3 separate regions of the Homo sapiens genome follow, and regions 1 and 3 are each linked to region 2. Evidence: chromatin contacts called from ENCODE Hi-C or POLR2A ChIA-PET data. All regions are on one chromosome and are shown on one strand. Each heading gives the region's core, a stretch centred on a gene start or an enhancer-like site at or near the end of the contact. The rest is flanking DNA. Distances are from core to core; before and after follow the strand shown.

Evidence for each region. Hi-C counts contacts between places; a loop is a spot of excess contacts on that map. ChIA-PET counts read pairs that join two places held with the same protein, here RNA polymerase II (POLR2A). Pooled maps may share reads with other maps.
Region 1: a pooled map shows a loop between it and region 2 (16-fold over the local background). The contact joins the promoter of INTS14 here to the promoter of TRIP4 in region 2. A Hi-C loop is called at or near these places in 6 of 50 pooled maps. POLR2A ChIA-PET finds 5 or more read pairs at or near these places in 2 of 52 experiments (CD4-positive, alpha-beta T cell and activated B cell).
Region 3: a pooled map shows a loop between it and region 2 (5-fold over the local background). The contact joins the promoter of RPS27L here to the promoter of TRIP4 in region 2. A Hi-C loop is called at or near these places in 1 of 50 pooled maps. POLR2A ChIA-PET finds 5 or more read pairs at or near these places in 2 of 52 experiments (CD4-positive, alpha-beta T cell and HEK293).

Annotation. Positions count from the first base shown.
Region 1 is chr15:65,609,222-65,613,703 of GRCh38, forward strand. INTS14 (integrator complex subunit 14) reads right to left here and starts at 1,910. Exons shown (of 12, transcript NM_001394796.1): 1 at 1,877-1,910. It also overlaps a transcript of SLC24A1 not described here. RefSeq lists an enhancer at 1,828-1,987.
Region 2 is chr15:64,386,247-64,390,526 of GRCh38, forward strand. It overlaps TRIP4 (thyroid hormone receptor interactor 4), which reads left to right and starts at 1,590. Exons shown (of 13, transcript NM_016213.5): 1 at 1,590-1,718. The coding sequence starts at 1,618. It also overlaps a transcript of PCLAF not described here. RefSeq lists enhancers at 1,305-1,805, 1,387-1,876, 1,806-2,306.
Region 3 is chr15:63,154,681-63,159,362 of GRCh38, forward strand. RPS27L (ribosomal protein S27 like) reads right to left here and starts at 2,797. Exons shown (of 4, transcript NM_015920.4): 1 at 2,720-2,797; 2 at 1,733-1,841; 3 at 941-1,051. The coding sequence starts at 2,725. RefSeq lists enhancers at 1,537-2,736, 2,021-2,110, 2,261-2,920, 2,316-2,889 and a silencer at 3,071-3,170.

The sequences.
Region 1 (4,482 bases), core at 660-3,159, 1.2 Mb after region 2:
GGATTACAGGCGTGAGCCACCGCGCCCAGCCAAAATTCCATTTGTAAGTAGGCTGTTTCGAACTCAGAATACACTGGTTCATGGAAACAATGTTTACAACTCAGGTTGTAAGCATAGGCGTAAAAGAAGAAACTGAAAGTTCCTGAAGGATGGTTCACTCAAGCAGTATAGGCCCGACTGAAAAAAAAAAAGTGAGGTCCTGCACAATATTGGTTCAACTACACTATATTAGACCATAACATACGCTCACTAAGGGCAGGGACCATGCCACATTTTGCCCATGATGTCTCCTCAAAACTTATCACAGTAACTGGCACATAGTAGGTGCCCAACAATTTGATAACAACTGATGAACTACCCCTAAATCACCAGATATACCATATATTATTTAGCAAAATACATTATAAATGTTAACTCTGGACACCAGAAACACATTTCCTCTTCTCCTCATTCAAGCAGACATATGGGGGACTCCCTCACGTCTGCCCAGCTCCTGTGGTAGTCCCATTCATGCAGGGAGGCCTTTTTACAAGTTGAGGATCATGAGGAGTACTGCCCTCACCTCTTAGGAGAATGGGAGGAAACAGTTTACACAGACTTAGATCAAATACAAAAAAGCACTTTCAGCCCGTGAAATCTGCTGTTGACAGTGATGACAGCTGGCAGTCTTGCCTTCTCTGAAGACACCTCTGGAGCTGGCTCTTTCTCCCAAGTGATGCATTTGTGTCGACTCCCAAATGCACCTCATTAACAGTTACAAAGTCGTGGGAGATCAATTTAGTACTCAGGTTGGAGTAAAGGAGGGAACTGAAAGTTCCTGAAGGATAGTTCACTCAAGCAGTATAGGCCTGATTAAAAAAAAAAAAGGCCAGGCACGCCTTTAATCCCAGCACTTTGGGAGGCTGAGGCGGGCAGATCACCCGAGGTCAGGAGTTCGAGACCAGTCTGACCAACATGGTGAAACCCCATCTCTACTAAAAATACAAAAATTAGCCAGATGTGGTGGCGTGCGCCTGTGGTTCTAGTACTTGGGAGGCTGAAATAGGAGAATTGCTTGAACCCAGGAGGCAGAGGTTGCAGTGAGCCGAGATCGCGCCACTGCTCTTCAGCCTGGGCGACAGAGCGAGACTCCGTCTTGGGTGGGGGGGAATCCCTGCCCACCACAGTCTACCAATTTTGTGAGCACAACACTATGTATTCCTCACTTGGGTGGATTCTGAGCCCCCAAGTCTCCCACCCCCACCCCCTTCCCACGTGTACTGTTCAAACAACTAGGGCTCTTCTTTCTCAGGAACAGTCTGAGAAATAGGCCCTAGCCACCTATTTGGCCTTGAATACCAAGTGTCCATCAGCTAGACGTTTGTAATTCTTCCCTGAAGGTGATAATTAGCTCATTCATAAAGAACTGATTCTCAGCAGTCTCGCTCTCAAAGCAGGATTCTACCTGAATTTCTAGTGCCTCACCTGCTCTTTGGCTTTCCCGTCAGCCTCCGGGAGTCCCTCCCCAGTTCTCAGATATAATTTCATCTCTAAAAGTCCAGACTGAAAATCACATCTGGGAGATGTATTTTTACCTTAAAAATCAGTCAAGAAAATGTGGGATCTGGAAGTCTCTCTTGGAAAGAGGGGGCAGAGGGGAGCTGAGCAGAGGGCGAAATCGTGCAGTTTACGCGGAGCTGGGGACCCCGAGCCTCAGAGCGAGGGGAGGCCGGGAGCAGCGCCCCGGAACTGGCGCCTCACAGACAGCGCGGGGCGGCCGCCACGGTGGCGGGAAGGCCAAGCGCTGGCCCTGGGTTGTTCTTCACCCATAACCCCTTCACCTGTAACCCCAACAAGCAGCGAAAGGCAGTCCCGGGCCCTCGGCCTCCCCACTCACCCCGTGCCCATCGCCGGACACAGTCCGTCGGCATAAACTTTCCGTCGGCATAAACTTTCCGTCCGCGCGCCACAGCCGGAACTATAAGGCCGCGCGACAGAAGGGAATCCGGCGCCTGCACTCCGCGCTGGGCGGGGCGGTCCTTGGAGAGCTTCAGGGTCGCCCGGGCAGGGTTCTGGCTCATCCCGGAGGGACGCTAGGGGGCGCGGCCTCTCTTCGCGATGGCCAATCCGCGGCCACCCCTCTCCTCCCACAAATCCCCAACTTCTCTCGAGCCTTGGCTGGGTTTCCTGCCGTGTCTCTCTGCATTGCCCTGAATCTCTCCCCATTCTCGGGCTCTTTCCTTCCCCTTCTGCCCCACTGACCCATGGGCCTCACCTGGCCCGGTGACTCTGTGTCCGCTTCACACTTTTGTCCCCTCACTCCCCTGGGCCCCGTCGGTGCACGAGCCCAACCCTTCCTGCTATTTTCCTCGTCACTCTTTAGCCCCCTCTCTCGTATCCTCTGAACCGGTTGACAGAATCCTCTTCCTGTTCTTTTTAAACTGCAATTCCTGAACTACAAATCCTGGCCGGGCGTGGTGGTTCAGGCCTGTAATCCCAGCACTTTGGGAGGCCAAGGTGGGCGGATCGCTTCAGGTCAGGAGTTTGAGACCAGCCTGGGAAACATGGTGAAACCCCGCTCTCTACTAAAATACAAAAATTAGCCGGGCATGGTAACGAGTGCCTGTAATCCCAGCTACTTGGGAGGCTAACGCACGAGAATCTTGGGGGGAAAAACCCCAAAACTGTAATTCCTGGCTGAGGTATGCTTTGTATATCCTTCTTAGCTGACCTGAGCCCAATTTACCTCAAGACTTGGCCTCTTGGTCTCCTCAGCCCAAATGCTCACTTTATTTCCCCTATCCCCTCTTTGAGGGAAGCAGAGGGCCCTCGTTCCTCTCACCCTGGACAAGGCATGCGTGCTCAGATTTCCCTGTAAGGCAACATGGGCTCTTGCCTGCCACTCTGGCCACCTGGTGTCTCCATTGTAGTCTGTGCCTCAGTGAGGTCCTTAAGAGGGCAAGAGGTGACTTTCTTTCTAACCATGTAGGGAGCCAGGGAATCCCAGCTAGAGATAGGCTTAGATGGATGCCAGCAGGCCCCTGGGTAGTTACGGTTCAAAGAACAATGTGGAACCACATAGGTTACAAAGTGAGTACAGAAAGGCCTCTAGAAGGCCTCAGGCATTTGCCTTTTTCTTTTAGCTGATAGGATGGGGCGAGATTAGGAGATGGGACGAGGAAGGAGGATGCTTTGAACTGAACAGACAAATCTGTCTGACTTCTCACAGCTTGTTATGTGGGAGATTGTGGGGCCAGTTGCTTGTAGTTTTTTCCTGTCCCTGGGAATATCCCTGCCAGCACTGGGGCCAGGGCCCTGCAGACTGCCCTATTTGCTTCAAAACTTCTTTCCCCAACCTGGCTGATCTCACCATGTCAAGACCTAGTTATGCTTGAGCAGGCATTGGGCTCCAGGTAAGTAAGGCTGCAGCCTGATAACTTAGTCATGATTTCTAATCTTGCCCTATTGGGAGGGATGTGGCCAAGAATGTGTGGGTAAGCAAGTGTCTAGTTACCCCTAATGTGACAACGACTTAGCCATAGGGTTACTGTCCTCGTGGTAATTCTGGCTCAGTTGCAGGGTCTGATTCATTACCTTACCCAACCCTAAAGCTTAAGTTAGTTCACTGATGGATGATCAAATCTTGTGACCTAGTTCTTCTGAATAACAGGCTTTGGGAGACTTGGAAAGCAAAAAATCAATATATTAAATTGATGATAAAAGGCACAGCTACCAGGAGGACTGTGTTACTTAGGGCAACTAGTTTGTTTGTTTGTTTTTCCTCCTTAGTGGAATCCCATTACAAATCAGAAGGTTGTTCAGTGACTATAACATCAGAGAACATCAGCACAAAGGTTAGAAGGTTTTAAAGGGGGTGTCTTTCAAGCCATCACTGGCTGATGAATTTCTTTTCCCCACTCAAACGACCCTCAGCATTTGCGTGTTTCCACACACACATTAAAGGAAATCAATAAATAGTTTCCTTTGCATAATCTCTCATTCCCTTTATTTTTTCCTGCCTTGAAACAGTGGACTGCTGTCCCAAAGGCTTTGAAAGGCAGTGTTTGATCCCCAGTCTGACAGAGGAAAGGTTTATGACAGAAAAACCATGGCTCTCACAGGGGCTAGGTACTGGGGAGCTCAAAGGGAAGTCTAGATATCTCAATCTCCCAGAGCACGTGTTGAAAATGCAGATTCCCAGACCTTGCCAAGTGAAATGGAAATGAAATTTCATGACTTCGTGCTTGAGAATCTTTGCTGTTAAGTTCCCAGGGTGATTTTGTGTGTGTGTGTGTGTGTGTGTGGTGACAGGGTCTTTGTCACCCAGGCTGGAGTGCAGTGGCATGGTCATGGCTTCTTGCAGCCTTGACTTCCTGAATTTAAGCAATCCCCCCCAACCTCAACCTCCCACGTAGCTGGGACTACAGGCATGTGCCACCATGCCTGGCTAATTTTTAAATTTTTTGTAGAGATGGGGGTCTCACTATGTTGCCCAGAGTGGTC
Region 2 (4,280 bases), core at 340-2,839:
CTGGAAAATCATCTGCTTTCCAAATTAATGATATCTACGACAATCTAAATGGAATGTAAATCAATACACTTATGAGGTTTTGTTTTGTTTTTGTAAAAAGGCCTTGCTCTGTCGCCCAGGCTGGAGTGCAGTAGTGCAATCAGGGCTCACTTCAAGCTTGACCTTCCAGGCCCAAGTGATCCTCCCACCTCAGCCTTTCAAGTAGCTGAGACTACAGGCATGTGCCACCATGCCAGGCTAATTTTTTTCATTTTTGTAGAGATGAGGATTCTCCTTATGCTGCCCAGACTGGTCCGGAACTCCTGGGCTCAAGTGATCCTCTTGCCTCTGATTCCCAAAGTGCTGGCATTACAGGCATGAGCCACCACGCCCAGTGTGTGTGTGTGTGTGTGTGTGTGTGTTTGTGTGTGTGTCTCCGTGTGCGCTCGGGTGATCCTCCCGCCTCGGCCTCCCAAAGCGCTGGGATTACAGGCATGAGACACTGCGCCCGGCCAATACACTCATGATTTTAATTATAATATTTATGCCAATGAAAACACTAGCAAAAAGGTAAAACAGCTGCCAATTTAATGTGACCACTTAGTCTAAACAGGCTAGTAGAAATGAAGAACTTTTAACCTGCAAATGCAACAAAAAGCCAGAAATGAATGGGAAGACATTATGATCTCCAGAAAAGTTTGGCTAAATTTTCCCCAGCCCATTGTCTTAGCGGGGTAGGGAATTGCAGACAGCCCTTAAATACTGTCATTTTTGGTTGAGAACTCATGTGGAAAGTCCTCAAAGCCAAATTCCAACTCCTGTTTTACTGTTTTTTACCCTCGAGCTTGCTGAGTTGTCTTGGCTCTCCTGGAAAATACATGGCTCAAAAAATAAAATAGAAGTTTTAGCGGTGTGAATCTAGTAGTCGACTACAGGGGGTATTAAAAATAAACACTCCATCCCGGTTAACACGTGAAACCGCGTCGCTACTAAAAATACAAAAAAAATTAGCCGGGCGTGGTGGCGGGTGCCTGTAGTCCCAGCTACTTGGGAGGCTGAGGCAGGAGAATGGCATGAACCCGGGAGGCGGAGCTTGCAGTGAGCCGAGATCATGCCACTGCACTCAAGCCTGGGCGACAGTGCGAGACTCCGTCTCAAAATAAATAAATAAATTAATTAATTAATTAAAAAATTAAAACCACCACCAGAGCAAAAACTTACAGCGCTTACAATACCTTCCACGTGCTGTTTTATTTTACATAAAACCATGACGATTAAAAAGCTGGCCTCTCAGCTTTCCGGGTATTGGTTTGTTTTCCCCCTAAACTGTCGTTTTTATAGGCACTTGCACTGTCTTCTTAGCAGAATTGCCAATGGCCTTCCTCGAGTCCTACGTTTAGCGATTGGCAAGAATCATGCACTGACAGAGCTCGACTCCGGAGGGCACAAGGAAGTAGACAACAAAGCAGGAAGAAGCAGGAGGCGCACAGATGGGCGGGATCTGCACTGGAGGCGGTGCGACCTTGCGGGGCGGTGCAAGCTGGCGGAACCCGCGTGAGAGAGGTTGGTGTTGCGAAGGGAACTAGTCCGGTGCAGGACGTGGGGCTTTTGCAGCTCAGCTGGTTCCGGCTGGGGAAGATGGCGGTGGCTGGGGCGGTGTCCGGGGAGCCGCTGGTGCACTGGTGCACCCAGCAGTTGCGGAAGACTTTCGGCCTGGATGTCAGCGAGGAGATCATTCAGTGAGAACAGTTCGGGTCCAAGCGGGGAAGGAGCTCTGGGATGTGCACTGCCTGAGCGAACCGGGAAGCGGGGAGGACTGAAAAGTTAAGAGAGAAATGTGATAAAGGGGCTGCAGTCTGTAGTCTGTAGGCGTCGAATTTTGGCCTCCACCTTTGTAGTTTAGTTTCTGGAATAGGGTGTCCGGCTCCACAGTCTGCCGGTCGGGCTTTTTTCCTGGGAAGACGCCCAATCTGTAATAATTAGAAATGCAAGGCTGTCCCAGGAGCCAGTTTCCTTTCTAGAGAGAAGGGGCAGGTCAAACTGTATTTCCTAACTTTGAACCCCTTACTCTTTTATTTATTTATTATTATTGTTGTTATTATTGAGACGGAGTCTCTGTCGCCCAGGCTGGCGTGCGGTGGCGCGATCTTGGCTCACTGCAACCTCCGCCTTCCGGGTTCAGGTGATTCACCTGCCTGAGCCTCCCAAGTAGCTGGGATTACAGGCACGCACCACCACACCCGGCTAATTTTTAAAAATTTTTAGTAGAGTCAGTGTTTCACCATGTTGGCCAGGCTAGTCTCCAGCTCCTGATCTCAAGTGATCCGCCCGCCTCGACCTCCCAAAGTGCTGGGATTACAGGCATGAGCCACCGCACCCAGATATACTCTGAACATTTTAGTCGGCCCAATCTGAGTTGTGTCAGTAGAGCCAACAGGGTCAGCTGTGTCAATAGGACCTAGAATTTAAGTGGAAGCAGCGTGGTAGAGTACAAATAGCTTCTGACTCTGGAGTCTCAGGTTCTATATTCTGTTGTCGTTTACCTGTTTTAGAACCCAGGACAACTTAATTTTTCTCTCTGTACCCTGGTTTCTTCATTTATAAGATTAATCATTAGTAGAGCTTATCATGCTTTATGACTCCTATGAAATGGAGATGGTGTACATGACTTAATATCTACTTTCAACTGATTGAAGAACATTTGTTGCGCTGCTGTTACACGCCAGGTGCTGGGGTAACAAAGACAAGACAGTTGGGTTCCCCTTCGTTGATGAGTGCTGAGGTTGGGGAAATGAAGGGGCTTGTTGGAGCACAAAATAAAGGATTCTCATTAAGATTTGAAAAACTCGGAAGGTTTATTGGAAAGGATAACTTTCACCCGAGAACTAAGGAATAGACAGAGGTGGCGGTCCAAAGTGTTCAGGCAGGGGAGAAAACTACAAAAATGGGACTTGATCGAAGAACTGAAAGTGTTCCTTCATTTGATTCCTTGGTCACTGATGTTGAAACCTAAATTGCTGTTCTAGGGCTTTTGTAGGAAGTAAGATGAGTTTCTGAGTTTCGGAGAAAATAGACTTTTGGCAAGGAGACAGTTCAAGTAGGTTATTTTAATGGATTTTTTTGAGGCCCTAGGAGATGGCTCAAGCCCTTATTCCCAGCACTTTGGGAGGTAGAGGTGGGAGGATTGCTTGAGACTGGGAGTTGGAGACCACCCTGGGCAACATAGTGAGACCCTGTCTCTACAGAAATAAAAAAAGTAAACAACAAGATAAAGGATTTTTTTTAACACTAGAATAGACAACAAAACAAAACAGCGAAATCTTATGGTTTGGCTTTACCCTTGCTTGAACGCAGTCAGATTAAGTATTTAGTAGTTTTCAAACATTTTTTAAAGCAGTGGAATGCTATCAAATGAAATAATGAAACTTTGCAATATATAAAACAGAAAAGTGTTTTTTACGAATATAAGTTCAAAATTTTCACTTTTTTTTTTTTTTTTTTTTGAGACAGATTCTGTTGCCCAGGCTGGAGTGCAGTGGTGCGATCTCAGCTCGCTGCAACCTCCGCCTCCCACGTTCAAGCGATTCTCTTTCCTCAGCCCGAGCAGCTGGGATTACAGGCGCGCACCACCATGCCTGGCTAATTTTTGTATTCTTACTAGAGATGGGGTTTCACCATGTTGACCAGGGTGGTCTCGAACTCCTGACCTCAGATGATCCAACCGCCTCAGCCTCCCAAAGTGCTGGGATTACAGGCATGAGCCACCACGCCTGGCCCAATTTTCACATATTTATTGTAAATATGTGTAATATATTAAATATCAAATATATTAAATATTAAATATATCAAATATTATATTAAATATATTAAATATTAAATATATCAAATATTATATTAAATATATTAAATATGTGTATTATATTAAATACAGTATTAAAAAAAAAAGATTGAGGTGGCCAGGCGCAGTGGTTCATGTGTGTAATCTAAGCACTTTGGGAGGCCGAGGCAGATGGATCATTTGAGGTCAGGAATTTCAGACCAGCCTGGCCAACATGGCGAAACCCCCACTCTACTAAAAATACAAAACTTAGTCGGGTGTGGTGGAGCGTGCAGGTCATCTCAGTTACTCGGAAGGCTGAGGCAGGAGAATCCCTTGAACCGCGGGGCAGAGGTTGCAGTGAGCTGATACCGCACCACTGCACTCCATCCTGGGTGACAGAGTGAGACCTCGTCTCAAAAAAAAAAAGGAAAAAAGAAAGATTGAGGCTATTTTTGATAAATTAACAATTTGAAATAGGGTA
Region 3 (4,682 bases), core at 1,547-4,046, 1.2 Mb before region 2:
AACTTACAGCTCCCCAAAATATCACAAGCAAATTTATAACATCATTATGGAATCACAAATTTACAAGTATTACTATGGAAACTATATATATAATTTTTTTTTCTTATTGCACTAAAGTGAAAGAGGAATTAAAATTAGGTTTTTATATTAATCATTGCAGTTGCTCATAAAAGTAAAATCTCTGGCATTTTAACTTATATATTAGCTATCTGTTGCTTAGCTGGCAATGATAAAAAAAAAACTATTATATGTACTAAATATATATGGAACAAAATTTTGTAAAAGAAATTTTAAAATTCTATATGGTTTTAAAAATCTGTATGTCCTGGCCGGCGAGGTGGCTCATGCCTGTAATCCCAGCACTTTGGGAGGCCGAGGCGGGCAGACCATGAGGTCAGGAGATCAAGACCATCCTGGCTAACACAGTGAAACCCCACCTCTACTAAAAATACAAAAAATTAGCCAGGCATGGTGGCACGCGCCTGTGGTCCCAGCTACTTGGGAGGCAGAGGCAAGAGAATCACTTGAACCGGGGAGGCAGAAGTTGCAGTGAGCTGAGATGGCGCCACTGCACTCCAGCCTGGGTGACAGAGCGAGACTCCTAATAAAAAAAAAAAATAATAAATAAATAAATAAATAAATCTGCATGTCCTATAACATGTAGTTATTCTTTTGCTTCTATTCTGACTTAATTTATTCCAAGTTAAGCAAACTAAGTGAATAAATGTGTTCTAAACTAAGAAAAATAAGTCAATGGAGTTCACTGCAAGGTCAAGAGTATAAATATATCCATTTGAACAGGCCATTCTTTACTGAAAGCACACAATGAAAGATAAGTTATTTTGGTAATCATTAAGATTTCTTTAAACTTTTCAGTGAAGATAGAGACATTTATAATCATCAATCTCATCACTGGGTTGGAGAATGCCAAATGATATACCTTCTGTGAGTCTGGCCTTTCCTCCTGTAGGCTGGCACAACACTGTTGAACAACCTACACAAAGAACCACTGTCTGAGCATGGCTGAAAACCGTGGTGATCTTGTAGCAACCTAAAAAAAAAAAAAGGCAATGTTAAAAATGAAAAGCAGAGGAAAACAGCACCTGTTCGACATTTCTGGTAATATGTAAAAAAATCAGTAACTTCAGTGCTATGAAACAGCAAGCCACATGTGTAACATAAACTTTTCTAGCAGCGACACAAAATTTTTTAAAAACAGGTAAAATCAATAATATATTTCATTAAACTTAATATTTCCAAAATATCATTTCAACATGTAATCAATGTATTTTTTTTCTGTGCTACATCGTCAAAATCCAGTGAGTATTTTACAATTAAAGAACATCTCTATTTTGAGTATCCACATTTTGATTATCCACAAGTGCTCAGTAGCCACATTCAGCTAATGGCCATTGTATTGGGCAGCACAGCTTTAGACTGAAGAATCAACAGACTTTTCTTTGTATCATGAAACAGAAAACTCATCGTCTGAAGAGCTTAAAGACTTGCTAAGTCAAATGGCATATCTCCTTTGAATGCCTGTTTTCACTTACCCCGAAATGTTTCTACAATGGTTTCAGTACATTTATTATGAAAATGTCCCTGACATTTCCAATTCTGTAATCCCACTTCTACTCAACAGAGGGTTCTAATGTATCTTAACTATACACACCACACTAGCAATCCCTACAGAAATTTTCTTTAGTAAAGGAATTAAGATTTCAAATTTTACCTGGACATTTTACATCCATAAAGTAAGAATTTGGACTTTGTACTAGGCGTTTCTTTTTATGTTTTTTCTTTTCCTCTTCCAAGGACGGATGTAGTAAATCTCTAGCCAACTGAACAAAGAAGCATATTATTACTATTAGTTTTAAACCACAACGCTGGCACATTTAACCATACGTGAAATATACATGCAAAAACAGGAATAACGGTCATCCTCGGCAGAAGCAACACGTCAGATAGTAAAGTTATTTTTCGAAACCTGTTAATAACTTTCATCAGTACTTTTCATAATACTTGTGTTCTCCAAGTCCCTAGAAAAGGGCTTTCGCACGATCAGGAAACATATGGTAAGGCAAACTTTGTCCTTCTTTACTCAACTGCGTAATGAACTGTCTTCGATGAAAACTGCGCGAAGTCGAGGTGCTAAGCAAAGAAAGTGACCCCGACTGTGGACTCGCTTAGAGTAGAAACTGCTGAAGTAGACCAGACAACGTCAGCGCCTGGGTGATTTTTGCTCCTGTGGCTCAACAGCTGATCTGACAGGAATTCTTGCTGAGCGACCGTCCTTGACGGAATTAATATATAAGGCAACAACGAGGACAGTTTTTAAAAAAGGAAAACAAGTAGGAAATCGCTTCCGAAAGAAGGCAGAGGGGGCGAGAAACACCAATCACTGGGAAAGCCAAAAGACCCAAAGATCACAACCTCAGGGGCATCCTCAAAGACCAAGACCGCTCATAAGCTACACAGAGAACTGTTCCCCTCCCAGCCACCGCCTCTGAATTGCAGCCCACGCCCCTGCAGGGCCAGCCGCGCCGCGGTGACCGGGCAAGTCACTACATGCCCGCCACGCGCGAAGACGCTGCGCAACCTGAGCCGCCTCGCCACTCTCGGACACTACAGGCCCGAGAGGCAGCCGGACTCATCCGTCCCATATGACTCTCGGTAAAGAAGCCCAAAACAAACCCGGAGCCCGATGTAAACAACTCACAGGCATGTTGATCCTCTTGCAAGCTCAGCCCTACCAGACCTCCCAGCCCACACAGCTAGCAAGCTGCAAGCGATCTGCGCTCGGCATCAACTTCCGGGATAGAAGCTGCTGGGAGGAGCGGCGGGGCGGGCTTGTCTGCTCTAGGCCCTCCTCTCGGTGGTAGGGGGACGCCGCAGCAGGGTACTCGGGTCCAGGGCGCAGGGAAGACCCGGGGATGGTGAGCGTTCCAGGGTGCCAAGTCCCGTGGGTCTAACGGGCTTGTTGGCGAGCGCCGCGGGCTCTGCAGTGCCTGAGGCCAGAATCTGGCTGGGGAGCGGCCTCGGGCTTAGGCCATGGCGAGGGAGCGCCCGCGGCCACCGGGGCCGGCGCCACCCCGGAACCCGGCGGGCCGCTCAGCCCCCGGCCCCCTGGCCCGGCCGCTCTCGGTTAGCTCTGGGGGTGGGCACACGGGGCAATGCCACTATTCTCTTCTTTTGTGTATTAAAAAATACAGTATTATTAACCATTAATACGTGCCAGAGAGATTATGAAAGAGGCTCGTATCCTTTTGGCTTCCCTTTTCAAGGCGCAGATTTCGAAGTTTTCTGCGGGGTATGGCTGTGCCTTAGGTTTGCTTTGTTCTGAAAAAAAGTTTTTAAAACAGCACGGATTCGCTGCTGTGCCTCATTCACTAAGAGGCCCCACCCCTTCCGAGGATTACTCGTCCTTTGCAGAGTGGACAACTAGGGGGCCTGAGAAAGGCGAATGTCACCGATGACCGAACATGAGTCTTTATCATTATTATTATTTGAGACAAGGTCTCGCTTTTTTGCCCAGGCTGGAATGCAATGGTGCCATCACAGCTCACTGCAGCCTCGACCTCCTGGGCTCAAGCGATTCTCCCGCCTCAGCCTCCCGAGTAGCTGGGACCACAGGAACACGCCATTATTCTTTTTTTTTTTTTTTTTTTCCTTGGAGACAGGGTCCTGCTATATTGCCCAGGCTTGTCTCCAATTCCTAGGCTCAAGAAGTCCTTCCACCTCAGCCTCCCAAGTAGTTGGGACTACCGGCGCGTGACAGCATGCTCTATTTTTGAGGAGGAAACTCTATGCTTGAAAAATGGGTGTCATGGGCGACCAAAAGGCAAGAAACCAGAAAGACACTTTACCAGAAAATTGGTCTAACTGGATTTTTTTTTTTTTTTTTTTTTTTTTTGGCAGAGTCTTGCTCTGTCACCCAGGCTGGAGTACAGTGGCGCGATCTTGGCTCACTGCAACCTCCGCCTCCTGGGTTCACGCGATTCTCCTGCCTCAATCCTCCCAAGTACCTGAGATTACAGGTGTCCATCACCATGTCCGGCTACTTTTTGTGTTTTTAGTAGAGACGGGGGATGGTGGGGGGGGGGTTCACTATGTTGGCCAAGCTGGTCTCGAACTCCTGACCTCAAGTGATCTGCCCGCCTTGGCCTCCCAAAGTGTTGGGATTACAGGCGTGAGCCACCGCGTCCCGCCCTGACTTGATGTTCTTAATCACCTTATTTGTCTTTGCAAAAAGGATACATGTATAATATACATTTTGGGAAATGCAGAAAAATAGAAGAAAATTTACCATCTGTAAATAAACATTTTTAACTTTTGACCTATATCCTTCCCAATATTTTTTACTCTCTTGGATATAGGTTTATTTTGGGTTTTGACTTAACCTAATTGGGATCATCTTGTGCATAATCTTTTGTAGACTTGAATTTTCCTCCCACTTACTATAAAATGAGCATCACTCCATGTCACTACATATTCTTTTTTTTTTTTAAATAAGGTCTCACTGTGTTGCCCAGGCTGGAGTGCAGTGGCACAATCTTGGCTCACTGCAGCCTCGACCTCCTGGGCTCAAGCAATTGTCCCCCCTCAGCCTCCTGAGTAGTTGGGACTGCAGGTACAAGCCACCACGCCTGGCTAATTTTTGTAATGTTTGTAGAGATGGGGTT